7 separate regions of the Mus musculus genome follow, and regions 1, 2, 3, 5, 6 and 7 are each linked to region 4. The links are chromatin loops, found by intact Hi-C in ENCODE. Cell type or tissue: heart. All regions are shown on one strand.

Region 1 (4,000 bases), 150 kb after region 4:
CCTTGCCTCCGAAGCGAAGCTCCCTTGTGGTCTCAGCAAGGCATAGAGAGATGGCCCTGTGCAGTGCACCAGGAGAACGGGGACAGGGTTCTCAAACTAGAGGGTTGCCTGGCATCTCCACAGAATGTTCTAGAGCACTTCTCCAGCAGGGGAAGTTTTTGCGGAGTGGGAACTCAAGGAGAACCGAAGATCAGCGAGGGAAGCCCAAGAAGCAGCAGGCACTGGGGTAGGAGCCAGCGCAGGGATTGGGGGCAGGGGAGTGGGAGGGTGGAGACTGCATGAGGTTAGGAGCAGGCACTGGGGGCGGGGCCAGCGCGGTGCGGGGTGTAGGTGGGGCAGACTGCACAGTCTCAGGATGACAGCACGGGCATAGCAGTCCTGACTCTGGCACCAGCCCCAGCAGCACCCACCTCCTTCACCTGAGCTCCCAACCCGTGGGAGACACTGTGCTTGTGAGAGAAACCGCCCCGGTAAAGCCCCGTCAGCCTAAGGATCGCATGAGTGAGGAGTGCGATAAAGATTAAATGAAGTTTTAGATAAGAAGGCATAAAAATCATGTTCAAAGACATAAATAAAATTCCCAGAGCTCTGACTTTATTGTGCTGGGGGTTGGTGGTGGTTTCCAAGATTAATAAATTAATGGGCATAAAATAGAGTAATGGCTAAAAACGGATAATAAGGTAAATTTGGATGTGCAGTGGGCATTGTTTCCAGCTGTGAAGCTCTGGTCAGGGATGACCAGGCCACAGTGGGCGTGCACATCTGTCCCGAGATCATCTTGGCCCTACAATCTGCTGCTTCCATTCTGCCTCCTTCTGGGGTGAAGTCCGGGTACTTAGCCACCCTCGCCCAAATGTTCTCCCACCCTCCGGGGATCCATGGGCGAGCACATGGTTCCTGTCACTCTCAGCCCTGGCCCGTTTGTTTGCTCTGCAGAGCCAGATGGATGCTGGAGGTGTCATTTTCTCAGCCTTAGCAGCCTGTCCTGGCACATGGGCCTTTGGCCCCACGTGGGAGGAACACGGTCTTTGCTCTTCCCCTTGTGGATGCATCAGGCTGCCTGGCCCTGCTTGTCCTGTGGTCAGCAGGAGCTACCCCGTGTGTGTGTGTGTGTGTGTGTGTGTGTGTGTGTGTGTGTGTGTGGTCTCACCCAGCCATCAGGGGTTTGTATCTCCAACCAATTTCAATATAGCCTTGCCATTTCTATTACAAATACTTGCAAAGCTACAAGACATAAATAATAAATAAATAAAGTAAAATGTCCTTTTTCTCATCAAAGTGCATTGCTCAGACTCATTTCTTGTAGACTTGTCAAGTGGTGGGAACTGATCTTGATCGTGCCAGTGGTTTGTATTGGTGACAGCTAGACATCTCCCCTCTGTTCCTCTCCTCCCTCTCTGGATATGAAGCAAGCTTTCTGCTCTTTATTCCCCCATCCTGTCTGTGTTAGGTGTCCAGAGTTTCTCACACAGACAATGGATTTCCACAGGCTCTTCTTGGTCTACCACCCCTGTGGACAGCATCCCATGTGGGTTTTACGCATTTAGACAAAGAATGACCAGAGAGATGGAGAACTGCTGTCCAAGATGCGGCTCTCTGTGCTCTCTGGGGCTGGGGGCTCTCTCCATTTCCAGGGAGCCAGCCCTCTTTGTCCCACTCCTCCATGCCTAGCCTCTAGAGGGCAGCAGAGATGGGTAACAGAATCCCACACTCCAGGCCCTCAGTGGCCATTCTAAGTGAGGAGTGGGGAGCACAAGGTAGTGGCTGGGATTGGCTCCCTCTCCAGGTGGGCCTCAGAACTGCATCTGCTAAACACCTGTGACACTGTCTGGGTACCAAGGCGGACCTTTGCCACCCAGCTGCACCCAGGCAGGAGTCTGGGAAGGAATTCTTACTTAAAACCGGTCATGAGGCTTTGTTTGTGAAGAAGGTGGGGGAAATGCCAGGCCAGACTGTGGCTATGTTAATGCGAGGCTGGGCTCCCTGCCAAGACATTAAGCGGGGAGTCGAATTCCTCAAACCAGCTTTAATCAGCAGATTTTTAAGGTTAGAATTACTCTCTCCTCTCAAGGCTTGCCAAGGTTAATTCTGGCCTGAGCATGCAGAATTAATGGGCTGGACAGAGGGAATCGACCTTTTCCCGATTTTTTTCTTAAGTTCACAAAAACATCTCTACAAGAGGAGAAGGTGGCAGGGCTGGGCCCCCATGGGAAAGAAATACCTGGCACTAAGCAACCCATCTGGGAGCCCAGGTCAGAAACACACACAGTCAGACTCACGCCAAGTCAGGCGTGAACACATGGGCCAGGACAGGCATCCATTCTCACCCTGGGAGAGTGGAGAGTAGAGTTCCCAGCAGCTCCAGCCCCGTCCCCTTAAACAGCTGTGGGCCTCCTACCCTACCTAGCCTCTGCCTGATGGGGCTACCCAAGCCTGTGTGTCTCAGTGTGGATGGGGTCTAGCTGGCCAAGTGAAGGACAGAGGCTTCTCCTGGTCCAGCACAGATCTACAGAGGAAGGTAGTCCTGTGAGCGCCCACAGCAGGAGCAGGGTCTGGGTTCGAAACTCCCCTACACACCCCAGGATAATGACTGTGGGTCAGGGCTGTGTTCTACCTGGATCTGCCAGTGGAAACAGGAGGGACATAAGCCCCGATATGGCAGGTCTGCTCGGTGAAGCAGCGATGTATTTTCAGTGACTGACACCCACATGGCAGTAGCAAACACAGGCTTCCTTAGTTTCCACAGGTCACCTACAGATGGTCTCCCTCCTCTGTAGTACTCATGGTGTCCCCTCTGGTGGTCCCTACAGATCCCTGCCTGGGCCGCACTGGGAGAGCCTTCCTTTGCCTGAGGCCAGGGCTATTAAAAACCAGTGGGGCTGCCCAGAGCTGCTGGACCTGGCCACGTTGCTGGATGGTTTGCTCCTTCCCCTCCAGTTGGTCCCGCTTCAGCCTGGGTTTGAAACTCAGGTCATCCTCGTGACCTTGGCTGGGCTCACCACTCTCCACAGCAAGGAAGTATGAAAGCCAGACTGTCTATCCACTGTGTAACCTGCATGGCTACCGGTGGCCTCAGCAAAAGTGAGTCACTCTTGGCCTGACTTCCATATCTTCCCTCACTCTGCCCTACCCCTTCTTGCCCTGGAATGGAGAAGGTCTTAGTCCAGGCCACTCCCTTCCCCCTTTCTCTTCCTCCCTCTCTTCCCCTTTCCCTCTCCCTGTCCTCTCCTCTTCATAGTCGGAGCTGTTCCTAGGATCTGGTAGGCATGGAAGGTCTCTTACTGTAGTGTCCAGATACCCGCTGCAATGCCTAGAAATACTGAATCTGTAGGACAAAGCTGTCAAGCCTGGTGCTTTGATAAATGCACACACAGGAGCCTAACCTTTCTAGCTGGTAGACTGCAGCTTTGTGGACCAGAAGCACTGAGATCTAGGCCACTGTCAGGGTCACCCCGGTTGTGAGGATGGAGAGGGAAGTGCAGAGACAGGAAGATCTGCCTCCCTCCTGGTCATGTGTGACTCAGCCTAGCCATCTTCTGTATGTCTCATTGAGCTGGGATGCTGATGTCCACGTGCTGGAAGACCGGGCTGCCTAAAGCCTCTCCCAGCATCTGCCTGACTTGGCAGTTTTGACTCTTCCATCCCCCATTCCTGCCCCCTGGGCTCAGGCCAAGATCTGAGTTCCTAGTGGGAGGGAATGGGGTCCTACTCTTGTGCTTCCATGGAACCCATCAGTGCTGGTCAATAGGACAGCTCTTTGGATGTCTCTTTTGAGCTTTACACAGAAACTGTGGACCATTCCTCAAAAAAGTAACCACAGCATTACTGTATGACCAGCCACTGAGTGCCTAAGTAGACGTTCCAAAAGACTGCACGAGGTTCACGTCACTCAGATCCACACTGGAACTCTTCACACAAGACTCAGGCAGCCCACAAGTCCACCCATAGATGGAATGGTGAATGAGATACAATAGAACCACACAGCGGAATATTACTCGCC
Region 2 (4,000 bases), 330 kb after region 4:
CCTGTGCACACACACACACACACACACACACACACACACACACACACACACACTGAGAGAGAGAGAGAGAGAGAGAGAGAGAGAGAGAGAGAGAGAGAGAGAGAGATTTTAAAGGGCCATGTAAAAATGTTGCAAGAAAGTATTGGAGATTTATCAAAAGGGTGAAGCAGCCAACATTTGACTGAGCTGGGAATCCAGGAGTCCAGATGGACATAAATAAACAAGTACATAAATAAATAATGCAAGGCAGCGCGAGCCCTTCAGTGCGGCAGGGCACACTAAACAACAAGCAAATTTAGCAAAATCACCATCTGGCAGACATTAGAATAATTGATTCAATAAGAATCATCAATGGAAGCTAAGATAAGTGGGCAAAAGTTTAATGAAAAATAAGGTGTTTATACAGACCCAGACGGTCCTCCCACGAGATGTGAATTAATTACAAAGTGGGGAAGCGTTTGTGTTTTCACCAAAGAAATGGGCAGAAACCATCTGAACCAGGTTGCAGAGTGGGCACTGCACTTGGCAACGCTGAGCCCAAGACGCAGTGAGGAATTGAGTCGCTGTCATGGGTGCTATGACAGAGGCATGGCCTCTTTATGCAGAAGCCCCTGGTGACCCACAGCAAGGCAGGTGCCACAGAGAAAACACATCAAAAATGGCAGTGCTGGGGCCAGAGAGAGCTCTCAGGGTTAAGAGCACTTACTGCTCTTTCACAGGACCCAGGTCAGTTCTCAGCACTCATGTAGTGGCTCACAACTGTCCAAATCTCAAGTACACACACACACACACACACACACACACACACACACACAAAGTGGAAACACAGTTTAGGAAATAACTCCACATGCAGCATATTTGCCATATCTGCCCACGGATCTGAGTTTGATACCAGGCTATCATGTGAAAAAGAAAACCCATGTGTGGCAGTGCATGATTGCAATCACAACTCTGGAAAGGAGATAGGTGGATCCCTGGGGCTTGCTGGCCACACATGTACCTGCACACATACAATTAATGAACCCCATATCCCAGTGAGGGACCCTGCCTCAAAAATCAGCTCCTGAGGATGATGCCCTCATGTGCAGTCACATCCAGAAATGCAACTTCGTAACATACATGTGCATATCTGTGCATACATAAACACACATGTATATGCATGTACCTGCACACACACACACAAACATAAGCATGAACTTGCACACAAGCACACACACATACACATGAATACATACAAACATACATACACATATCTTTGTGCACACAAACATATCTACATGCATTTATATGCACATATACATACCCATATGCATCTGTACACAAACAAATATTCACACATACCTTCAAACACATAAATACACGCATGTCCAAATATGTATGTGTACACATGTGGACAGACAGACAGACAGACACACACACACCTGCTCACACACACACACAGGTGGGGAATCTGAGTTAAGTGCATACAAGAATTTCTTGTTTTGTTTCTAGAACTTTTAAAAAAAAATTAAGTTACACAAAATTAAATTTTTTAAATGATCAAAAGGTCACAGACTGTGACCAATCTTAACTGGTCCAAAACTGGGAGACATCTGTGACTCAGAATCCCAGAGGATTCTGAGAACTTCTGGAGCCACGTGCCCATTCCGAGGAGACTTACGGTGGTTGCAGCATGAGTTGGTGCGCTGTGCAGCAGACAGGTGGCGCTCTTGAGCTGAAACCCGGGGTTTCTGCACACATCACTCCAGCTAGTTCTAACAGATTGTCGCTGACAGAGGACGGGCTTCTCTCAGAGAGCGCCAAGGAACGGACCTGACAGCTGCCTCCCCCCACACCGCTCTGGAACCACCATCAAAGACGCAATTAATAAGCCAAGGGCGAGACTCCTCTTTCTCACACAGCTTCAGATATGAATCAACCCCAAAGTGTTAATAGATCACCCGCTATCTCTAGGACCAAATACAATTTGCATTTGAGATGACATCTGCAATATTTTAAAAGCTCAAGTCTAAAACAACAAACTTGGCAGCTTTTCTGAGTAGCAATTAACGCGGTGACTAATCCCATCAAGGAGACAGTAATTGGCGTGGAGATCTCCCCTCACACCAGCCGCAGGTTGAGAAACTTAATCCTAACCTCTTTTTAACAGTGTAGGCTCCGGAGCCTCTCTGCTCATCGAGGGAACAAACGCAGTTATTAAGGACAAGGGTAATTACCCTCCTGCTCCAACAACAACCACAAAGGATTGTGTAAACAGCAGGCTGGCACAGGGTAGCCTGGATCACAGAGAAAGCTCTGTTATAGCCTAGTCCAGGTAGGCGATGGCACCTCTGCCTCTGTGGAGGGTCAACCCCAGCCCCAGCCCCAGCCCCAGATGCAGCTTCCTCTGCAAAGATGGCAAGTGCTGATCTACTCAGTGAAGAGCGGAGTGCGAGCAGAGCGCAGCCTGTGGGCGGCTGGGCAGTGCAGCTAGACCCCTGCTGGCTTACGCTCAGTGCACTCGATTCAGTTACCGTTTCCAAGCAGGTGCTCTCCCCACATCTGTGGACATCCCTCCTGTCCCCCAGGCCCTTGGTGCACACGGAGCTCCAAGTTTCCCCCTCTGAGCCACAGCACACACAGAGAGGCACACACTGACTCTGCCTCCTGCAGGCTGGTGCCCTCCGTGGAACAGCATGTTCTAAGGTGCTAAACATTATAACCAAAACGTGGGGTTAAGGGGTTTATTCATCTTGCAAGGTACAATCTGTGGTGGAGCCAAGTCAGGGCAGGCACCAGGAGGCAGGGCTAAGGCAGAGGCCATCACTTGCTCAAGTTGCTTTCTTATACACCCTGGGACCACTCGCCCAGGGGTGGCACCACTCACAGTGGGCTGGACCCTCCCATAGCAATCATTAATTAAGAAAATGCCTCACAGACTTACTTACAGGCCAATCTGATGGAGGCATATTTGCTCCATGGAGGTTCCCTCTTCCCAGGTAACTCTAGTGTGTGTCAAGTTGGCAAAACCCAACCAGGACTCAACAGGTTCCTGAGACTCTCCCCTGATGCACCCTGGGTCACCTAACATGAGGAGACCGATGGGAAGGTTCTAGCAACAACTTCCCAAGGTCTTGGGTGTTCAATGTCACCCAGTATCTATGACGTGATGATAGAGAGTCTTCTCACCACGCACATTTCAGCTGACCAGGTAACTGTAGAGCTCTCAGTGAGGTCTGGGGTGTATCTTCACAGTGAGGTCTGGGGTGTATCTTCACAGTGAGGTCTGGGGTGTATCTTCACAGTGAGGTCTGGGGTGTATCTTCACAGTGAGGTCTGGGGTGTATCTTCACAGTGAGGTCTGGGGTGTATCTTCACAGTGAGGTCTGAGGTGTATCTTCACAGTGAGGTCTGGGGTGTATCTTCACAGTGAGGTCTAGGGTGTATCTTCGTTATCAAATGAATGGGTAGCCGGTGAGTATATGCACATGCACATGAATGATCATAAAAACGACCCAGCTGTGACAAGCACTGACTACTGCGCTTGTTGGCAAAGCAAGTGGAGCTAGAAAAATAGGGGCAAAGCGGGTGTCAGCTGTACCTGGACTGCCACCTATGGTCATGTGCTACTGGCCATGGAAGAACCGAGCAAGAGGCAGGGGGCCTCCATCTCTTAAGGGACGTGGCACCCCGTGTACAATGGATGAGCCAGCACTTGATTGGGCATGGAAACTTCTTCCCTGCAGGCTGGCTCGATTACCTACTATCACTTAGTAACACCCTGGGTTTGGGCTAGCAGCTGAGGGGATGTCCGGGGCTGGGAAGGTAGGAGATTTCCTTCATCCAGGGGTGGGAAGGGCTCAGTTCTCATGAAGATGGGAAGAGCTGTAAGTAGATCTCAAATCCTGAAGGAGAATCAGAGAGAGGGAGGAGAGGACGGCAGAGGAGAGAATGAACACCAGGAATTTGGTCAGGGGCGGGTAAGGAGGGTCTCCAGGGCAGGGTGTTGTAGATGTCCTGG
Region 3 (4,000 bases), 760 kb after region 4:
GGCCTCCAGGCTTTGGCTGATTTCAGAGAAAAAAAAAAAAAAAACTAGCTCCTACTTTTTTTTTTTTTAAATATATTTATGTAAGTACACTGTAGCTGTCTTCAGACACTCCAGAAGAGGGCATCAGATTTTGTTACGGATGGTTGTGAGCCACCATGTGGTTGCTGGGATTTGAACTCAGGACCTTTGGAAGAGCAGTCAGTGCTCTTATCCGCTGAGCCATCTCTCCAGCCCCCAGTTTCTATTATTCTAAGTCCCTGGTAGCCGGGCAGTGATGGCGCAAGCCTTTACTCCCAGCACTTGGGAGGCAGAGGCAAGTGGATCTCTGAGTTCGAGGCCAGCCTGGTCTACAGAGTTAGTTCCAGGACAGCCAGGGCTACACAGAGAAACACTGTCTCAAAAAAAAACAAAAACAAACCTAAGACCCGGTTATGGCAAGGAAGCGTGAGCATTGCTGCCGTGATTCTAAACACTCAAACTTTGACCTCTTTGTTTGCTCGCCGATTCACCAGAACCTTGTGGGCCTGGTGGACTGATTCTGGACGCGTGCCTAGCTCAGAGTGAGGACTCCCTCTGGCCTTCCTTGAGAAAATGTATCTGTGAATTCTTGGATCTACACCCACCCCCCCAAATGACCCCTGCCGTTGGCTTAGCAACCGGCTTATACTTCCAACACAATCAGCCAGGTTTGGAGTGAGAAGGTTCGAAGAATTGAGGGGAGGAGGAAATGCTCTGCCGCCTACCAGGCTCTCCCACTCCAGCTCAGAAGAGATTTTGAGAGCGCCATACTCCACAGAGAAGGGCGGGGCTGTACTCCAGGCTTGCATGATTGATATGACCCTGCCAAGCCCCTATCTAGTTCTGGGGGCCAGCAGAAGGACCAGGCAGCAGGAGAAAGCTAAATCATCTTGGAGAAGCCCCCACTTTGGTGGCGCTTCCTGGGACCCTTTCTGTGGGGACGCAGGTAAATGTGAGGCCTCGGGTAAGTTCATTAGCTTGTCAGCCTTGGACAGGGTTTTGGCGAAGGGTTCTGGTGGTAATTTCCTTCTCTGTGAAATAAAGACCAGGGTGACAAGCCACCTGTTAGTACATCCATCACTGCCGTCAGGACTCAGCGTTGCGCCTCCAGGAACACGCTGGGCCCTCGTGTAGCACGCTGTGCCCAGAGCACATGGCGGCTTTGCAGTTGTGGCACTGAGCCCCTGAAAACCTACCAGTTAGGATAATAATAGGGAAGGAAACACCTTTGTATCTTGACTGCCACAGAAGAAGCACTCTCTGTTCCTTCGACCTAGAGGGCCTGCGGCACTTTCGCCCAGGTCCTGTGAGCCTGATCAGCTTAATGCTAGAAACTAGGACCGGGAAAGCAAAGCCAGGTGGAACTTTAACTTCCTGTTTGGTGGAGGGGAGGGGAGAAGAAGGAGGAGGGAGGGAGGATTTGGGGAGGGAAGGGGGATGAGGAGGGGGAGGGAGGAGGATAGGGAAGGGGAGGCAGGGAAGGAGGCTAGAGGGAAGGGGGGAGGAGAGAGGGGAAATGTGTGTGTACCCGTGTGCAGAGTGCGCATGCGTCCTTCTTTCTCACTCTCCACGTTACGTTTTGAGACAGTGCCTCTCACTGAATCTGGAGTTTGCTGATGCAGCTAGCCAGCACGGTTCAGGGATGCTCCTGCCTCTGGCTCCCCTGTGTTGAGACCAGATAAAGCACCGGGCTTCTTCCGTGGGTGCTGGGGATCTGAACTCACACCTCCCGCTTGAGCGTTTTAACTGAGCCATCATCCCCACGTGAATTTTCTCCAGACTAAGATTGTCAAGTGCCGCCACACAGCCTACAAATGGTCCCTCTCGGGACAAGCATCTGAGAGAGGTGCCTTTTCCCACAAATCTTTCCCCCTCTCTACACTAAACCTACACGTGCAGTTTTCTTTGCCCAGTGCTGCTCTCAGGGCCCACAAGTCTGCCCTCTGCTGGTGAAGGGACACTTAAGCAGTTCCACAACTAGGAAGCCCGGGTTTGGCCCAGTAATCAGCTTCGTTCCCCTGTGCAAAGTCCTTATCTCAAACTCAGAGATGTTATCTAGGAGTCAGAGCTGTTGAGTGGACTTATAGTACCATTCCCTGCCTTAGGGGATCATAGATAACATCTTTTCACACCACATACCCCAAGGAATTATAAAGCCCACGTTATCAAGCGCAGCTAGAAGTCCTCTGAAATGTCACCGCCACCATACAAATTAATCTAAAAGAGAATAAACACATATCTGGGAAGCCAGCGGTGAAAAGGGACAACCCGAGTCTGGGTCCCTGCTCCTCTGCTCGATGCCCGTGGACCTCACTTCTCCTAGCTTAGCTGGCTTAAGTGTAAAATAAGGCCATTCACAATTACATCAGAATTATTGAAAAGATTAAATGAGATCGTTAATCAAGCAGCATAACCCAGGTGTTATAACACACGTAGCAAACATTCTTTATGTGGCTTTTTCTTTTGGGGTTGGGGATGCAGGTCAGTGGTAGAGTGTCTGCTATAGCATACCCAAGGCTCTGGGTTCAGTCCCAGCACCACACACACACACACACACACACACACACACACACGCACACACACACATACACACATCCCATAGTAGGAGACACACACACACACCATAGTAGGAGATATTGATTGGAGAAATGGGTACAGAAGTTCCTATAATTTGTGGATAGCTTCATTATCCCTAGCCTATGAGAGCTCCCTTAACTAAAAGTGGGGTGAGCATGTGGATGGTGAGAGCTAATTTTGATTTTCAACTTGATGGGACTTAGGATCTCTGCAGAAACCAACCTCTGGGAGTATCTGTGAGGGTTACATCGATTAATTTAACTGAGGTTGGAAGACTCATCCTGATTGTGGGAATTGGCATACGCTTCTGCCCCGTACTGAATAAAGCAGGGGAAGAGGAGTGGAGAGGTGGCCAAGTTAGAGCACTCTCGGCTCCTTCAGAGGACCGGTTGGTTTCTTACACCCATATCGTGTGGTTCACAACCACCAGTAAGAAATCTTTTCTTAGTGAGAAAGCAAGGTGGACACTGAAAGACCCACAACGTGAGGACTCCCCCACGTTCTGACTCAGGAGAGGCGACACCCCAAATCACTCACAAGAAACGGTCTTGCTGCAAACTGCAAGAGGACTTTTATTCAAGAGCGCTCTCGGGCCCACGGTCATACAACACGCAGGGGTAGAGGACCATGGCGCCCCAAGTAACTGGGTAAGGGGGTATTTAAAGGAATAAACCATAACTCAAGGAAGTGGGGAGGGCGTTGTTGGAAAATACCAAAGATACCAGTTAAGAGTCCCAAGGAAGTGCAAAGTCACAAGAGTCACAAGGAATATCTGGTAATTGTTCCGGTTATCTCTCAAGACAGTTTCTAAGAGCCCCTAACAATAGCACATTCTTTGAATGAACACTCTTTGAACCCAGGAAGTGGGTGGGTGGAGGAATGTCGATATCTGTTTTATGATTAGCGTACCTTGGAGCACTAAGTTACAGAGGTCACATTCCAAGCCAGGGCCTAAAGGCCTAGAATTTTGTTTTTACGTTATACTTTCAACACCAGCATGCATCTCTCTCCACTTCCAGCCTCTCCACTGCAGCTGCAGTGTGACCAGCTGCCTCCCCACTGCAGCTGCAGTGTGACCAGCTGGTGTGCAGCTGCAGTATGACCAGCTGCCTCCCCACTGCAGCTGTGGTGTGACCAGCTACCTCCCCACTGTAGCTGTGGTATGATCAGCTGCCTTTCCACCGAAGCTGCGGTGTGACCAGCTGCCTCCCCACTGCAGCTGTGGTGTGACCAGCTGCCTCCCCACTGCAGCTGCGGTGTGACCAGCTGCCTCCCCACTGCAGCTGCAGTGTGACCAGCTGGTGTGCAGCTGCAGTGTGACCAGCTGCCTCCCCACTGCAGTTGCAGTGTGACCAACTGCCTCTCACAGTGCCTTCCCTGACATGATGACTGTACCTTGAAACTG
Region 4 (4,000 bases):
GTGCATACTGGCTGTGTGCAAGGATCCTCTGCGTGCAGCATCTCCAAGGAGCCTGGTTGCTGTGTTGGGACTCAGCATGCTAGAAGCCCCTTTCTACTGGGAGACCTAGACTTCATGCTCAGTCACACCCACCTCTGGAGAAAGCCAGAAGCTGAGGTTTGGTGTCAGCTGTGGAGTGGGGAACTCACCCTGGCCATATTGTTTCAGAGGAGAGGGACACTGGATGTGAGGGGCCGGGATGCCTAAATCAGGGAATCTAGACCACATGGTGATAGTGTAGCCTTGGCTTGGAAAAACCGTAAAGGTGGACGGACATGCTAGAAACTGTCCTTGGCTGAGAGCTTAGCCTCTTCTCCCTGGGATGGTGACTCTTCACAATGGTAGTGAATGTGCCAGAAACCCTGACTTGCTGGCAATGCTGGAAGATCAGTGTGGCAGCGAGAGGAGTTGCTTCTGGTGTCGGTTTCAAACCTGGAGTCCCTAGTCCTTCCCGCTACTTGAGGGAAGAGCCAGTCAACGGGGAAACATGTAGTCGTAAATAGTTGGGTACCCAGTCCTACAGGGCCACTTGAAATTAGGGACATTTCATATGGCTGGCTTCCCTTAGGGGAAACTCCCTTCTAACTCTCCACTATGTGGTCCAGAGATCTTGATTCTTACAGAGACATAAAACCTAGGGAGATGGAGTGCCACACTTCACTAGAGCGTCTCCTCTTTAGCGAGCTGATCTCTGAGTTAGAATCAGACCCTTGACTCTCAGGCTTAGGGCAGGTCTGAGAATAAGCCACAAAGGTTGGTTGGGCTGGTGAATGGGGAGGAGAAAGCCAAAGGAGACTTCTGGAACAGCCTACGGGTACAAGTGCCCAAGGAGCCTCAAAGAACAAGCAGCGAGGGACAGGCAGGAAATCAGAAGCATGTTCTTTCTGGGGGACACATCCGCTCAATAGAATCTAGCCTGAAGGAAAAAAAAGAACATTTGCAAAACAAACCAAGGTCCCACGGGCAGGGGTGGGAGGTGTCTGCCAAAGGCACCCACCTCTGTGCCAGGCTGGAAGATGGCCAAGGTGCAGCAGGATGAGGTCTGCAGCCAGGAGTGTGGCAGAGCAGAGCAGGGCTCAGCCAATCTGAGGCTCCAGGACAGTAGCTCCTTTCCCAGGGACAGCAGAGGGCACAGGGAATCCTCTGCAGGCCTTTGGGGGTCTATCTTTGTTTTCCCAGACTCTCAGGTCCTGCAGTGACTGCAGGACACAAGACTTCTCTCCCTAAGGACAGAGCTGCTATTCTTGGCCCCAGGGACAAAGGTATAGGTATGGTCCATACTCAGGACTTTTCTTGAGTTACAGTCAACAAGTGTTCAGCAAGGACACCCCCCCCCCCCCCCCCCGTGTCAGCCAGGCCTTGGTGGCACAGGCCTGAAATCCAAGCAACCCAGAAGGCTGAGATGGGAGGAGCATAAGTTCAAATCCAGTCCGGGAAACTTAGCAAGATCCTATCTCAAAATGGAAAATAGAAAAAGGGCTTAGCACTGTGGCTTAGTGGTAGCACTTGCCCAGCATGCGTGAGGCTCTGGGTTTGAACCCCAGCCTCATGGCTTCCAAGAGATCACACTGTGTGCTGGCACCAAGACTCAAACTACAAATCCAGAAAATATTAAGGGTTGTAGTTCTTAATTAGGAGCCTAGGGAGACATCTCAGTTCTGGAACACCCAGAAACTAGGTCTCCCATCTCCGGGACATTTCCCTCTGGAAGTTCCCTGATAAATCTCCGACCGTGCCTCCCTGCCATCCCAAGAAGTCCAAGGGTGAGGGTGCTAGCTCAGCTTTCCAAGCAAGAGCCCTGGGTTTGCCTCTTTCTGGTGTCTGCCTCAGGCTAGAGTTTCTAGGAAATACAAGCCTGGAGAGTCTAGCATGAGAACGGTTTGTAAAACACCCAGAGTCCCCTGGCTGGCTTCCACCCTAGACATCAGAACAAAGTTGGACAGGGCCCCCAAAGCCTGCTTTTCCTAGACCTGCCCAGGTACTTCAGAAATGAAATGGTTCCTGCCGCTGGCTGCTCTGTGCTCGGGGCTCACCTGCGCTGCAGTGATCCGAAAAAGAAGGTGCTCTGAACCCCAGACACCAAGGTGTGAGCCTGGGCGCCAAAGCTCACACCTGACTTAGAGTCTGTCACTCCTACCCCAGAGCTCTTCCTCCACTGCAGGGACACTGGATGAAGCCTCCCTAGCAGCAGTCAACCCAAGGCTGGTCTCTGACACTCTGCTCCTCTCATGGCCACATCTGCAGTCCGTGGGCAGTTGCTTTGTCACTCTGAGGCCAGCCACCCCACTCCACAGGCTGTGCTCAGATAATTCCCGCAGGAGTGCTAGGCACATCCTGGAAGCGTGCTACTATGACTGGCCACCAGGTGGCGCTAAATGACCAGGAACTGGTCTAGAAGGCGCAGGGAAGGCGCACCCTTGTTGATTTTATGTCTTGATACTCCATAATCACCAGGATTACAATCTAAGCAAAAAAGCAAGACAAATAAACACCTGCCCCATGAAGAGTTTGTCTTCGTTTGAAAAAAATCACGAGAAAACATGATACTTTGAACGTACCCCCTAAGGCTCAGGTGAGCACCAGTGAGCCTCTTGGGACAGATGGGAAGTTGCTGTGGGGACTGGGTGGGGAGTTCCCAGGAAAGGCAGGTGCTATCACGTACTGCCCTGTCTCTTCTTTGCCTCTGAAGCTTCAGTTTCACACTGTGGGGTCCCTGTCTGCAGTCTCCCTAGCCTATGCTGGCTGCCCTGGGACTGGAAAAGACCCTTGCTGAGTGTGCGGAGAGGGGCCAAGACATGGCTTCTAAAACCATTTCCAGTAAAGACAGAAGAGTCAAGGCATCTGAGGACTGCTAGGATCTAGAAGAGCACCCTTAGCCTCTCGCTCACCACGGCCACCACCCCGTGCTTACAGCGGCCTTTACCCTACAGCCAACATGGCTCTATCCCACATGCACTATGACCTTCAGCCCACACTCACCAGGGCCTCTCCTATGATTTCCCTTCCCCATACTCAACATGGCTTCAATCTCTTCATTCTCACATGGTCTCCAGCTCTGACCCCTACTCAACAAGGTTTCCACACTGACGCCTACCATGGCCTCTACCCAGCATTCAACACAATATCTCTTCCCTCAAGTTCAACATGGCCTCCACCCCGGACTCAACACAGATGACTCCCGCTTCCCATGCTCAACATGGCTTCTTCTCTTCTCTCACACTAACATTCAGCCCACTCTCCATCCCCACCGTCACCTGGGCCTCTAACCCCAAACTCAGCATGGTCCCCATCGCTTCAGAGTCCTGAAGGCCTGCAGCCCTGCAGGCCACAGTCCTGACACTGACACACCATTTCTACTCACATCGCCTCTGCTTCCTTCTCTATGTTCCGCACACTGCCTGGGATGCCCTGTAGCCTTCCGCCACACCATCCTCCGGGCTGGTGGCCTGGGGCCCCTACAGCATGGCTATCCTTGAGACAGCCCTGTGATGCCTTCTCAGCAGGCCCCCTTTGATTGGGTTCCCCGAGGGATGGCCTGGGCTTCCTCCTGTCTGGCATCTTCCCAAAGCACAGAGCTCAGTGGTCCCACTCTGGCTGGAGGAAGACAGGAGATGTCCAGGTAGCCCTTGGGTGCCCTTGCTGGGCACACAGGGGTTGTGAGATAAGGGCTTGGCCTCCAGAGGGCGCTGTTCTGGCCTTTGGGCAGGTTTTTCCTCCTAACTACAGCCACTACATGGGTCATTTGACATCTATGATGTCATTTCAGGGCCACACAGACAACATTGTCACCCGTTCCAGGAAAGAGGACATGGCCACTCAGAAAGCTCAGGTGTACTGGCCAAGTCTGGGAGAGGGGGTGCTACCTTCACACATCTCAGAGATGCCAAGTTTACATCCAGCCTCTGACCTCTGCTGGAAATCCTTTTACACAGCATCCCCTTGCTGGCACTGTCACCCAAAT
Region 5 (4,000 bases), 320 kb after region 4:
TCACTTTTCATTACCATTTATTTGGAATAGTTTCTTCCCTGTAATCTCAGCAACTCCCTGTGCATTTTGGGACAGTGACTGCTGGTGAGCCATAATCCTTGGCTAATATCCTATAAGCCTGATTCATAAGCCACAATTACTTATATCTGGTCACGAAGGTAAGAGTCACTTCCTCCACGAAGTCTTCTTGACCTCATGATGACCCAGTATGTGTTTCCCAAGCAGCCTTGCTCTCCCTGTCTAGCATCCACTCCTAAAGCACAAAGACTCACACATAGAGGCACAGGCATGTATGTGCACATGTGTGCACTCTTATATGCATGTATGTGCACATGTGTGCACTCTTATATGCATGAGTAGGCACAGGCACAGACAGGCACATGGACACACACGTATATACACACACTGCCCTGTTGCAATCTCCTTCCTCTTTGGGCTGTAAGCCTAGCAAGGTCAGAGACTAGCTCAGCTTTGTCATGACGGCCTGGCATATACTTGGAGAAACATTCAAGTTGTTAGATCATGAAGGGGCAGCAGAGCCCCAAGTTGTGGCTCATGGTAAGATGTACCAAGGGGTGGCTCGTGGGGCTGGGGATAAGGGAGGTGCCCTCTTCAGCAAGGAAAGGAGATTCAGAGAGAAAGAATTCTCAATGCTGCAGAGAGTGTGTGCCGGACTCTCTCGGCTGCTCCTAGGCAGGCAAGACACCAAGAAGAGGGAGAAGCTGGGCTTAGGAGGAGAGAACATGGGAAACCAGGATTGGAGACACAGTCAGCTTGTTGACAAACTCCTCTGTGAGGCAAGAAAGTCAACACATGGATGGGACACCGCCAAAGGCAGAGGGGTGTGCTGTGCAAGGAGCCATGAAGTGTCCCATGTGGCGGCATGGCCCCTGGAGCACCTCTAGGAGGGCCAGCATTCACAACCCAACAGATGCAAGTTCACCCCCACCCAAGCCCAGATACTATTTCAAAGTCGGGGCATGAAGTGGGACTTGCAAGGACATGCAAGGACATGGTCTAAAAGGTGCCTTAGCCTGTCGTTGACAGGGCAAAGGAAAGGAGCCCGGAACGGGGAAGGGACGGCAGGGAGTGCAGGAAGGGATTAGGTGTGCCCCACACGCTAAGCCTCTGCCTCCCCCAGCAGGCACACGCAGACCTGCAGCTCGGATCCTCATAGCCAGAGGGTCCGAGGAGCTGGGCCAGGCGATGAATCATCACCCTGATGGGGACAGAAAACATCAGCTTTGCAGGTCCCACGGCCTGTCTGACACAACACGCAAGGGATTTTCCCGACAGTATCATCCGTTTAGCTGATGGCCCTGAAGTATTTCATTTAGCTGGAAATCACGCCTGGTCCATTTCCCAGAGCCGGCTGACATTATGAGAAGCCCGTGTGACGTGCCTGCAGGAAGGCAGCTCAATACCCCGTCACCTGCAGTCAGGGCCCCACTACCCTCACACGGGAGCACGGGGCTCAGGTGGCTTCTAGAGCAGAATTGCTGCTTCCTGCTAGGATGGGCTCATAGCAAGCCGGGGTGTGTGTGTGTGTGTGTGTGTGTGTGTGTGTGTGTGTGTGTACATGGTTTGGAAAACAGTTTATCACACGGCACCAAATTGTCACAGGTCTCCCTGGCTATTCTGTCAGACTCTCCCATTCCCTTCCTGGATTTATCTCCCTTGATGGACCAGGAGTTTATTATCTCCAAACTATTCCAATGACTCGAATGCAAGGTCTCCGGCCCTGATTCCACAGCCAGTGAGCAGCAACGCTCAGGGATCCTGACTTGATCCATGAATTCAGAGGCTGTGCCCTTCACTGTGGTCCATGCCCCCGTCCCCAAGACCTGCTTTATGGTATGTCACGCTACCTGGGAAGGTTTTAGGAAGGGCTCAAGTCTCATAACCAAGGGCACGGTCAGTGAGCCTGATCGAGCCTGCTCCGTTCTGGAAGAATACCTTTCCCAAGACCAAAGGGCTCTGTCGCTCTCTGAGCCCTTGTGTGTCAGCACTCTTTGTGGCACAAGCTGGAGCACTTGGGTGTCCATCAGACATGCAAATGAACAAATGGGTGAATGAACGGACAAGTAAATAAATGTCACGCCTGACTGAACACTGTCACCTACGGCTCCAGCCGAGCGCCACCGTGTCCCCCGTCACAGGGCACTTCCCATCAGGGAGGCTTCTCTTACAGAATTCAATCCTTTCTGAGTTGCCTCTAATGTTCTGCGTGATGGCTTCTGAGAAAGCCATGCCATCAATCTGTGAAGAAGCCCAGCATTTCCTGCCTCTGGCCCTGCTGCCTGGCAGGCTCCTTGGCGAGTTCCCCACCAGGACATACTCTGCCGCTAAGTGACCACAAGACCAGATTGGAGGGGGGCAGCTGTGTCACTGTCTGAGGGGTGTGAGGCCTGAAGGGTGGGAAACAGGAGATGGTGTGGCTTTAATGATTACAAGTCTTTCCTCAGACACCATCTCTGCTGTGTCTCTCCGCTCTTGGACACTTCCCGTCTGTACCTGGGGTTTGGAGGAGGTCAAAAGTCAAAGCTGGACCCATGGCAGTGGGCTGAGATAAGGAGCGTGCTTGGCTCCTGGGACATAGTTATTGGGTTTGGTTTTTATGATTTATTTTTATTTCGTGTCTACGGGTGAGTTGCCTGCATGTATGTCTGTGCATAACAGTTATGCAGTGCCTGGAGAAGCAAGAAAAGGGCGTCGTGCCCCTAGAATCGGAGCTACAGATGGTTGTGAGCCACCATGTGGGTGCTGGGAACCAAACCTGGGTCCTCTGCCACAGTGGTTAGTACTCAGTCTCAGAGCCATGTCTCTAGGCCTGTGGACTCAGACATGTGTGCTCTGGAAGCACTCCGGTAGGGTAACAGCCATGGGTGGATGTGCTGGGCTAGGGGCACAGAAAGGAGTTCCTTTCTCCCTGCTGAGCTCAGACCGTACCAGCCATGGCCTTCTAGAGTAACGAGTGAGATTCCTGACCTTCTGGGAGGATAAGAGCCACAGGGTTGAGGCAGCCCCTGTGCAACCATTTGAATTGCAACATCTCCCACTTGAGAGAGAAGAGAGGCTTGCAAGGCCTAAGAAACTCATAAGCCTCAGGAAGCTCACAAAACCTACAAGATTCAGGAAGCAGTCAACTATTGGGTAGGAGAGAAACTCTTCAGAGGAGCTGCCTACAGTTTGGGCAGAGAGCTCCAGAAATTTTGTGTGTCACCACCCATGCTGGGGTGGGTTTTTTAACAACCGCCAGACCCCCATATGCTCCTGTAGGATGTCCAAATAAACTCGCTGATTCACCAAGCTAAACTTAGGTAGCATCATTTCTTTGGTCTATTGTCAGTGCCCTCTCTGGGTGGTTTTCACCTCTTTCCAGGGTGTCACGTAGCACCACAGGCACCCAGATACTATCAGAACCAGAGATCCTCTGTGAAGAGCAGCTGCGCAGCCCCTGGTGTAGGTCACTCTGGGATGTGCAACTGAGGCTGGTCTGTCTGAGACCGGAGCATCCATAGGGACAATCTTGATGAGCCACAGGGTTGAGGCAGCCCCTGTGCAACCATTTGAATTGCAACATCTCCCACTTGAGAGAGAAGAGAGGCTTGCAAGCCCTAAGAAACTCATAAGCCTCAGGAAGCTCACAAAACCTACAAGAAACACCTGTTCCTATCCAGTACATGGTGTGCTGTCTGCCGTGGATGATAAGACACGCTAACAGATACTGAGAAGCCTGAGTGTGGCATGTTCTTAGGGGCAATCCCAGAGTGGCCACCTTCCTCCATGTAAGTGGGTGACATGCTTCCTTAATGAATGGGGCCCACCAAGAGAGTACAGAGCACCCCCTCCCAGTGTCTGGAGAAATGGAACTCATTGGTATTAGACATATGGGGCAGAATTGCAAGCAGGTTCTGCTAATAGTTGCACGGCCCCAGCTGTGGGCAATAAGACATGCAACGGAGCCAATTCTATGTGTGTTGTCTGCAGGGAAAGGAGA
Region 6 (4,000 bases), 340 kb after region 4:
AAAACGACAACCAATATTAACCCTCACGCTCTAACCACAGTGACAACCAGTGAGCTACAAACTGCTGGTCCGAGATGGCGGTGGTCACACAGCATCCCCACATATGGTCATGAAAATAGCATCCCTGACTTCTTTCAGTGAGCTTCTACTGAGACTCAGCTTCCCTGCCTTGGCCCACACTCCAACGAACGGAAGAAAAGGACTGTGTCATAGATGGAGATGCCAGTGCACAGAGGTAGCCTCTGCGCCCAGGTAAATCAAAAAGTTCCAGACTCTCTGAAAGGGACCCCAGGTTCCCAGACACCAGCTGGTCTGTCCCTCCCAGACACTACAGGAAGAGAATGCCTTTTCTTAGAGAAATAACCAGGTCGGATAATATCTCAGTGAGACTTGGGTTCCTGGGGGTGCTGGCCAACCATGCAGAAGCTGTCAGTGACGAATCGGATCCAAGACATCCCTCCCATCCGTTACCCCCCACTTCAGTCCCTTGTGCCTTGCAGCTGTGCCAGATGTAGAGAAAATTACATGTTCCCTGAAACTTAATGACCAAATTTAAAGCAATTTCCAACTAATCAGGGTTCTGTTAAGTTGCTTTTATTAATTTAACGGTTTTAAGGGCCTCACAAACGATGCCGTTGGAAATCTTTGTGGTGGAATCTGTTCACTTGGGTGAAGGAGGGATGGCGGGCCACCTGGCCAGCCCGCCTCAGAGCCAAGGACTCTGCAAAGACACCAAGTAAGACTTCTGGAAATGCCTTGGTGTTGATTGCCCAGTGTGCAATGGACTAACATCCTTCTCCTCTCTCCATGCTATCTGGGATGATTGACAGCTGGTCCTGTCGTCTACTGACCGCGAAGGAATGGCGCTTGCCACCGGAACCAGAGTATCCCCCCCTCCCCCATAACCCGAATCTGCTGAACCTCCATTCAAAGCTAGGCCCCAGAACCAAGCTATCGAATGTCCGACCTGGCGATTCCCTATTTCAAACAGAAATAAAACTGCTTATTTCATATTAAGACTGCTGACAGGCCTGGCTTCCCTCCCATGTCCAAGGGCCCTTCTAGGCAGAGCTGCGCTCAAATTAAAGCAAACAAGCAGAATGCCAGGCATCTGCTAATGATCTCTGAATCCTGCAAGCACAGGGTGTAGCGTCTCCTTTCAAAAGCTGAGTCAGAATTTAAAATCCATAATTTAAAAGTTACTATGTATTCCTAACTACGAAAATGTTGGATCATTACAGAAATAAATAGCCTCTACCTACAAAGCTGTGTGACTTTAAGTAAATAACTCCACCCCTCTGAGCTGATTTCTGCACATGTAAAACATGGCTGTCTTCCTTCACAGGGTGATTTGTGGGGGTAAATGAGTTGTTTAAAATGCTTACAGCAGAGCCTGCCTCCCAGTGAGCGTATGGATAAATATTAACTACAGCCATTATGTGTACTTGGAATAAATGGGCACTGTGACTGGGAGCTTGTGTTTTATGACTTCTTCATAAGGCTTACTGTAGCTCTATTTTTGAATTGCAAAACAAAACACTAGTTTATTTTCCTGTAATAAAAACCACTCAAACAATTGGAAGTATAACAAGAAAAACTTGAAATTCTCCCTCCCCAACTAACTTTCACCTCTTTTTCAGAAACAATCACAGCCAACAACTTTGCGCATATGTTCCCAGAGGGGTCCGTGTTTATGGTTTATTAACTTTGTTAATTTGTAAAATGTTTATGTATGTGTGTCTTTGTAGCTATCTGTCCATGTCAGTGCAATATTTGAAGAGGCCAGAAGAGGGCGCCAAGTTCCATGCAGCTGGAGGGACACATGGTTCAAGACATCACATGGGTGCTGCCAACCAAACTCAGGTCCCCTGCAAGAGCAGCAAGAGATGGCTTAACTACTGAGCCCTCTCTCCAGCTTTGTGTGTATGGCTTATAAAGGAATAAATACTGCCTGCTCTTGTAGAGAAGTTGGATTTAATGTCCATCATCTATATGGTGGCTCACAACTATCTGTAACTCCAGTTCCAGGGGATCCAAGACCTTCCGGTTTCCATGGGCACCAGGCTCATACCCAGGGCACAGACACGCACACAGGCAAGACACTCATACACATAAAACAAAATAAATAAATCTAAATATAAAGGCATACATATGCATATGGGGTTATGTAACTGAATGCTGGAGTCATGAAAAGTTTGGCAATTAAAAGATCCCTGCACAGACAAGGAGCAAAAATGAATTCCAAATCCAACACATAATGATTCTGAAGGCTTTCTCAGTGTTCTCTGATGCTGAGGGTTCATGGGAAAACTTTCCCGTGTTGCATCACGGGACCTCATACCATGTCACACCAACAGACACTGAATCACCTGAGCTCAGATTCAAGACTATCGTTACGTGGTGAGTTAGCTTGTTTCCTCTGTAAACACAGTCTTCTGTTCTTACAAAAAGCAAGTTCATAATCTGGAGCTGTGGCTCCATGGTTACGAGCATGTTCTGCTCTTACAGATGACCCGGATTTGGTGACTCACAGCCAATTTTAATTTCAGCTCCAGAGAATCTAACACTGCCGGGCTCAGCAGGTCCTGCATCCATGTGTACACACACACACACAGAGAAACACACACACACAGAAACACACACACACAGAAACACACGTGCATACACACACACAAACACACATGTGCGTACACACACACAAACACACATGTGCATACACACACACAAACACACATGCTCTGCACACACACCCATACACAGGCACACGTCCACACACAATTAAGAATAAATCTGAAGTGATTTAGTTACAGAAGACAATGGTTTTCAGTGTTCCCTCCCATCATTCCCCAGCACGTGAGCATCAAATTAAAGTACCCTTGGATTGGCGTATGTTAAACTGTTTGAATTTAAAAATTACCGTTTGAGTTGCTGGTTTGAGATTCATAAAATCATTAAATGAATTTTGGCTTGAGGTTAGGATGAAATTTTCAACAGTTTCTAAAATATATTTCTGCCGGTTTGTGCTGTGTGTTTATGCAAAGCAGTATTTTCAACATTGAGGGTTATAAAACCAAAACACCAGCCACCTGAAGAGCACTGACGGTGCCCCACGTCCTGCAGCAGCAAACGTTCAGCCAAGATTCAATTCTTCTTGTAAAAATAGGTAATCCCATTCATCTAACTGTGCAAACTGGCTTCCATTTTCAATAAACGATAAACTTATATGTGCGTCAAATATTTGTTTTAAAATAAACTCCATAAAAGTGACTTTAAAGAAAGAAACCTTAAAGGGTCTGGAGAGATGGCTCAGTGGTCAAAAGCACTTGCTGCTCTTGTGGAGGACCCAAGTTTGGTTTCCAGCATCCATGTTGGGTGACCCACAGTGACCTGTCACCCAGCTTCAGGGGATCCAACACCCTCTCCTGGCCTCTGATGGGACTACATTCATATGCACATAGCCTGACACAGACAGCAGACAGACAAACAGACACACATACACACATATGCATATACATATAATTTTAAGTGTTTTCAATTAGTATGTTTTATTATGAGTAAAGATTCAGCTTTGCTTATATACCCTAGGCAGGTAAAAATGATAAACACTTCTCTGTTGAAAAGGAATCGTGAACAAAAGGTTACATAGCTCTGGCTTACCTTATACTTAGTAGGTACATGCATACACAGGCATGCACATGCGCACACACACACACACACACACACACACACACTCACACACAAGCACACTCTCATGTAGTCACACATATAACTTTAATTTCTTCTATGTCTTGCTTTTTCCCTTACTAACAAACCCTGGGCTTCTGTCAGCTTTTTAATCTTACTCTTTTTTACTCTTGATTTCATCTTACTCATCTCCTGTGCACGTGGGATGTGGGCTGGCTGAGGCACACCTGTGAAGATCAGAGGACAGCATGAGGGAGTGGCTATCATGTGAGTGCCAGGGGTTGAATTCACATTGCCAGGCTTGGGGACAGGTATC
Region 7 (4,000 bases), 480 kb after region 4:
AGGGAGGGGGACGGAGGGGGACGGGGGACACTGGAGAAAGGAAATGAGGAATGTTGAGAGGGAAGATGCCACCCCAGGTGGGCTCAAGAGGATGGTGACATGCTGGAATAAACTTCCTCTCTAAAGCAACTGAAGAGCTGACACCTCTGAAGGCCAGGAAGGGCGGGGCTGCCTCCCTCTGCTCAGTCAGGCTCCAAATGCCAGGGCTTCAAGGTCAGAGAGGACTGGCTCTTCTTTCAATGCCCTCCACCAGATCTGTGACGGAGGTCCTACCCCGCTCACCCGCTAGCCACACCCAGCTCAGAGCCTGCGTGTCTTCTGAGCCACCCCCATTCTGAGTTCTGTTGTCAGTCACAGGGCACAGACACTGGAGTGGCCAGCGGCTCAAGTCTGCCCCTGCCATGTCTCCCTGCTTCCTAACCAGTTGGACCAAACCCCTATGGCCAGTCCACCGTGAGTGCACAAGTCCGGTAGCCGCAGCCACACGGCCCATGCTCTGCAGACCCTGTGGTTTTCCATGTCTGTGTGACATCCCTGCAGAGACGTCCATGAGGAAGCAACACTGAGGCGGATGGCTCTGTTTCTCCTATACATCAGCTCCTGGCCTCCTCCCCCCACAGTCTGAATCGTCCCCTAGAGGATCCAGGGAATTCATTTCCCTTCCCCAAGTCCCATATATCCTCCAAACACTCCCAGGAATGTCCGTGTGCGCCTGCATCCAGCCTGCTTTCTGCGCTGCCTGTCACCTTGCAGAGATGCCATGCTACAGGAATGTCACTGCATGTGACACGGAAGGGAGTCGATGCAGGAGAAGGCTCAGAGCAGCTCACAGCAGCTCCAGCTGGCAGCCCCAAGTATTTGCTAAGTAAAAAGCTACCAAACCTCCTACCTCTAGAGCCCTAAAGTCTCCTGCCAACCACCCACAAAGAGAGAAAGGAAGAGAAAGAAAGAGAGAGAGAGAGAGAGAGAGAGAGAGAGAGAGAGAGAGAGGAAGGAAGGAAGGAAGGAAGGAAGGAAGGAAGGAAGGAAGGAAGGAAGGAAGGAAGGAAGGAAGGAAGGAAGGAAGGAAAAACTTTGACTGGAAGGAACCTCCTCCAGGAGCCACTGCTAAGAACGGCACGTGTTTCTTACCCTCCACTCTAACACACACACACTCTCTCTCTCTCTCTCTCTCTCTCTCTCTCTCTCTCTCACACACACACACACACACACACACACACACTCACACACACAGTCACACTCATGCACACTCACACACACACTCATGCACACTCACACACACACTCATGCACACTCACACACACTCACACACACAGGTCATAACTCTGGCAGCTGACCCTTTTCACCACCAGGAGCCAGGCACTAGGATTTCATGCACTGTTGACCGATTAGCCCGTTTGCCTTGGGGAACACATAGAGGGGGTGGGGAGGAGATAAACCAGACTAGCCACATCTGAATCATCCTCACCCTAAAACTGCTACAAGAAAAGGGACTCAGAGAATGCAGCCCTCAGTTTGTGTATAAAAGCTGAGAGTGACCCTCAGGCATCAGGAACACAACACACCCTGGGACCTTTACAAGGGACCGTGGGAGTCAAATGTCCTGAGTGGGTTCATCTCTTGGCTCTGCCAAACAGTGCACCTGGTGGACCACCCACACGTGGAAAGGAGTTAGGGGATGAGGTCCACGTGCATGAGCGTTTGGGGGGGGGGGGTGTCTATTCCGATTTCCTGATTTCCTTTTGCTTTCTTCAGGCAGCGGACTTAAGACTCTGGAACACCTGTGTTCTACCTTGTTACAGTGACCTCTGGTGGTCATGAGTCAGACGTTGCATAAGTTCTAGCGACTGGGTAACGCGTGCCTTGAAGTCTTCTGAGAGATTCTGAGCAGAAGAGCAGAGAAGTGAGGGTCAGGTGTGGCTGGCAGTGGGCGGAAGGGAGAAGGCTGGCCATCACCTGACCCTGAGTAACCCAGTCAGGCTTTGGACCATGCCCCAGGCTCTGGGTGCCAGCCTGCAGCCTGCAGCCATGGCTCAGCTCTTGCTGCCCCCCACCCCTGCCACCAGCTGGTAGCATCTCCATGCCAGGCATAGAGGGCACAGGCTCTGGGAGGTTTGGAAAGGAGAACTTTTTGGGGGAACAGAGGACTTCTAGAAGGTTTGAGATCTCATCTCTGCCCCAAGTCCCGCTCTGCCTACTTGGGAGCTCCTGAGATAAATTGGGGGATTGCACGCAAGCCCCCACACCAAGAGAAAGCCAGGTGGGGCTGCTGCCTACAAACCACCCAGGCTAAGAGCCACAGCTTCAGCTCAGCACCTCCAGAAGTTCACCTTTATACGTGCCACTGCCGATGTGAGATTCTCACAAGACCCTGCAGTTCCTGGTTGGCGTAAAGCTTGGCTTTGCAGTTCAGAATCTGAAGACAGGATCACTCTCCTGGCATTCTTGGAGACTCGGAATGGATGGAGGGGTATCAATATTGGCTCAATTTTCCCTTCTCTATGAGAAGACGTCAGCAAACCTTCCTGCCGAGGATGGTACAAGGATCATTAAAAGGAAAATGTCCATGGTAATTGCGCCTTTATGCATATTTCTCCACTCGGAGATCCCGTAACACAATAAAGCCTCCATTCCCCCAGAACTGTCTCTTCAGCATGTTCTCGCATTATGCTTAATTTCATAAGAGTTTCTCGGCCCCACATAACGACACAGCTCAATGCAAAATCAGATATAAATCTAGCTTAAGAGACTCTCAGCAGGAATTTCATCTAAAACTGTAAATGTTAAAAGATTCGGGTTCTGATTTATGTTGTGTTGTGTTCAAAGAGAGCTCTTAGCCAGCCGCCTTAGGCTGCGGGGGCTCCCGGGTCAGTAGCATCTATGCCCTGGTCTCCCCAGGTTGGACCCTCTCCCCCTTGTGGCTAAGAAGCAACTTCAAGGTCACTTCCTTCCCCAAACAGCAGAACACATCACACAGGGTCCTCCACGTCAGTCTCCCACCTTTCCCCAACTCTATTGAGCGTGGGAGGGAGGTCAAAGGGAGAACCGAGATTTGGGATGCTGGTGTGCATCACACCCGGACCTGATCCCGGCTCTTGGATTCCTAAGTGCACTGTAAACCCCAGCCAATGATGGCGTCTATGCCTGGCTAGGTCCTGGACAGGGCACTTGAGATGCTGGCTGTAAATCCCCAATAAAAGGAATGAATCTGGAGGAGGCATCCATCTATTGTCTGAGCGTATTTAAGATGTTTTTAATATGCAGATTATTTACAGACCAGGCTCCTACGGCTCCGAAGCGAGCATTACAGTCCGTCATGTAAAACCATATCTGGGCGATTTTATTACAGCCTATCTCGCGCATGCCACGCTCAGACAACACATAATACACAAATTATTTACATCGTGAAAACATCGCTGTGGCCCCAGCATTCCACTTCCAACAAAAGACAACACCACGGCAGTAGATTACATTGAAATATGCTGGCTGGCTTCTGAAACTTCCAACTTTATGTTCCAAAATGCTAAATGCCAAAAAATAAAAAATATGGATTCGCACAGTTAGGGTTTGGCGCTCAGCATGTCTAAAAACGAGCTTCACGGGTAGAGCTACCGTGAGCTGGGAGCCCCCCAACCAAAAAAAAGCACCCCAAATAAGTCAGTGTTCTGCAATTGTAAAATCCATTTATTTAAAGAAGCTTGAAGTTTCCAAGTCTTATGATGGTACTTAACATATTTAAAAATATGCACTGCAAAGCTCTCAAAGTTCCTGGATTCATCCATAAAAAAAAAAAAATGCCTTGCCACTTCTAATGGACTCCACCCAACTTGGAGCAGAATCTGTGGGGTACACGCCCCCAGAAGAAAAGGCATTGAAATGACTTGTCTCCATATCTTTCCAGGAAAGTGAATTAAATATAGATATGCTCTCACCCCCACCCGTTTTAGGCTGCCCATTTTCCTCCCACACCCCACAACCCACGAAAACGAGGAGAAAATTA

Evidence for each region. Peaks named below come from ENCODE experiments on the same cell type or tissue, not always from the same donor. Only the 100,000 strongest peaks of a DNase experiment are listed, where the experiment ranks them.
Region 1: a loop joins it to region 4, with 8 times the contacts of the local background. A loop is called at or near these places in 8 of 42 quality-filtered maps.
Region 2: a loop joins it to region 4, with 4 times the contacts of the local background. A loop is called at or near these places in 3 of 42 quality-filtered maps.
Region 3: it touches region 4 in a loop (2.5-fold over the local background); 10 of 42 quality-filtered maps call a loop at or near these places.
Region 5: it touches region 4 in a loop (2.5-fold over the local background); 2 of 42 quality-filtered maps call a loop at or near these places.
Region 6: it touches region 4 in a loop (2.6-fold over the local background); 2 of 42 quality-filtered maps call a loop at or near these places.
Region 7: it touches region 4 in a loop (4-fold over the local background); 4 of 42 quality-filtered maps call a loop at or near these places.

The regions. Positions count from the first base shown.
Region 1 is chr4:151,300,574-151,304,573 of GRCm38, forward strand. The region is part of intron 5 of Camta1 (calmodulin binding transcription activator 1); the gene reads right to left. Among named protein-coding and RNA genes, the nearest start is that of Gm45960, 79 kb to the left of the region's middle. In heart, a CTCF peak has its summit at 1,740 (motif pointing left); a DNase peak (open chromatin) is centred at 1,958; H3K4me3 peaks cover 310 bases; H3K27ac peaks cover 591 bases.
Region 2 is chr4:151,481,733-151,485,732 of GRCm38, forward strand. The region is part of intron 4 of Camta1 (calmodulin binding transcription activator 1); the gene reads right to left. Among named protein-coding and RNA genes, the nearest start is that of Gm30344, 28 kb to the left of the region's middle. In heart, a CTCF peak has its summit at 1,702; no DNase peak of the experiment used is centred here; H3K27me3 peaks cover 1,921 bases.
Region 3 is chr4:151,918,518-151,922,517 of GRCm38, forward strand. No RefSeq gene overlaps it. Among named protein-coding and RNA genes, the nearest start is that of Dnajc11, 13 kb to the right of the region's middle. In heart, a CTCF peak has its summit at 1,963 (motif pointing left); no DNase peak of the experiment used is centred here; H3K4me3 peaks cover 736 bases; H3K27ac peaks cover 761 bases.
Region 4 is chr4:151,154,740-151,158,739 of GRCm38, forward strand. All of the region lies in intron 7 of Camta1 (calmodulin binding transcription activator 1), which reads right to left. It overlaps Gm52711 (a long non-coding RNA gene), which reads left to right and starts at 3,855. Exons shown (of 3, transcript XR_003955319.1): 1 at 3,855-4,000. In heart, CTCF peaks have their summits at 2,399 (motif pointing right) and 3,704 (motif pointing right); a DNase peak (open chromatin) is centred at 2,372; H3K27me3 peaks cover 1,996 bases.
Region 5 is chr4:151,473,107-151,477,106 of GRCm38, forward strand. The region is part of intron 4 of Camta1 (calmodulin binding transcription activator 1); the gene reads right to left. Among named protein-coding and RNA genes, the nearest start is that of Gm30344, 19 kb to the left of the region's middle. In heart, no CTCF peak of the experiment used is centred here; no DNase peak of the experiment used is centred here; H3K27me3 peaks cover 333 bases.
Region 6 is chr4:151,497,280-151,501,279 of GRCm38, forward strand. The region is part of intron 4 of Camta1 (calmodulin binding transcription activator 1); the gene reads right to left. Among named protein-coding and RNA genes, the nearest start is that of Gm30344, 43 kb to the left of the region's middle. In heart, a CTCF peak has its summit at 1,789 (motif pointing right); no DNase peak of the experiment used is centred here.
Region 7 is chr4:151,637,266-151,641,265 of GRCm38, forward strand. All of the region lies in intron 3 of Camta1 (calmodulin binding transcription activator 1), which reads right to left. Gm38442 (a long non-coding RNA gene) reads right to left here. Exons shown (of 3, transcript XR_390983.2): 2 at 2,331-2,525; 3 at 1,364-1,883. Among named protein-coding and RNA genes, the nearest start is that of Gm52712, 2.5 kb to the right of the region's middle. In heart, a CTCF peak has its summit at 1,824 (motif pointing left); a DNase peak (open chromatin) is centred at 286; H3K27me3 peaks cover 1,145 bases.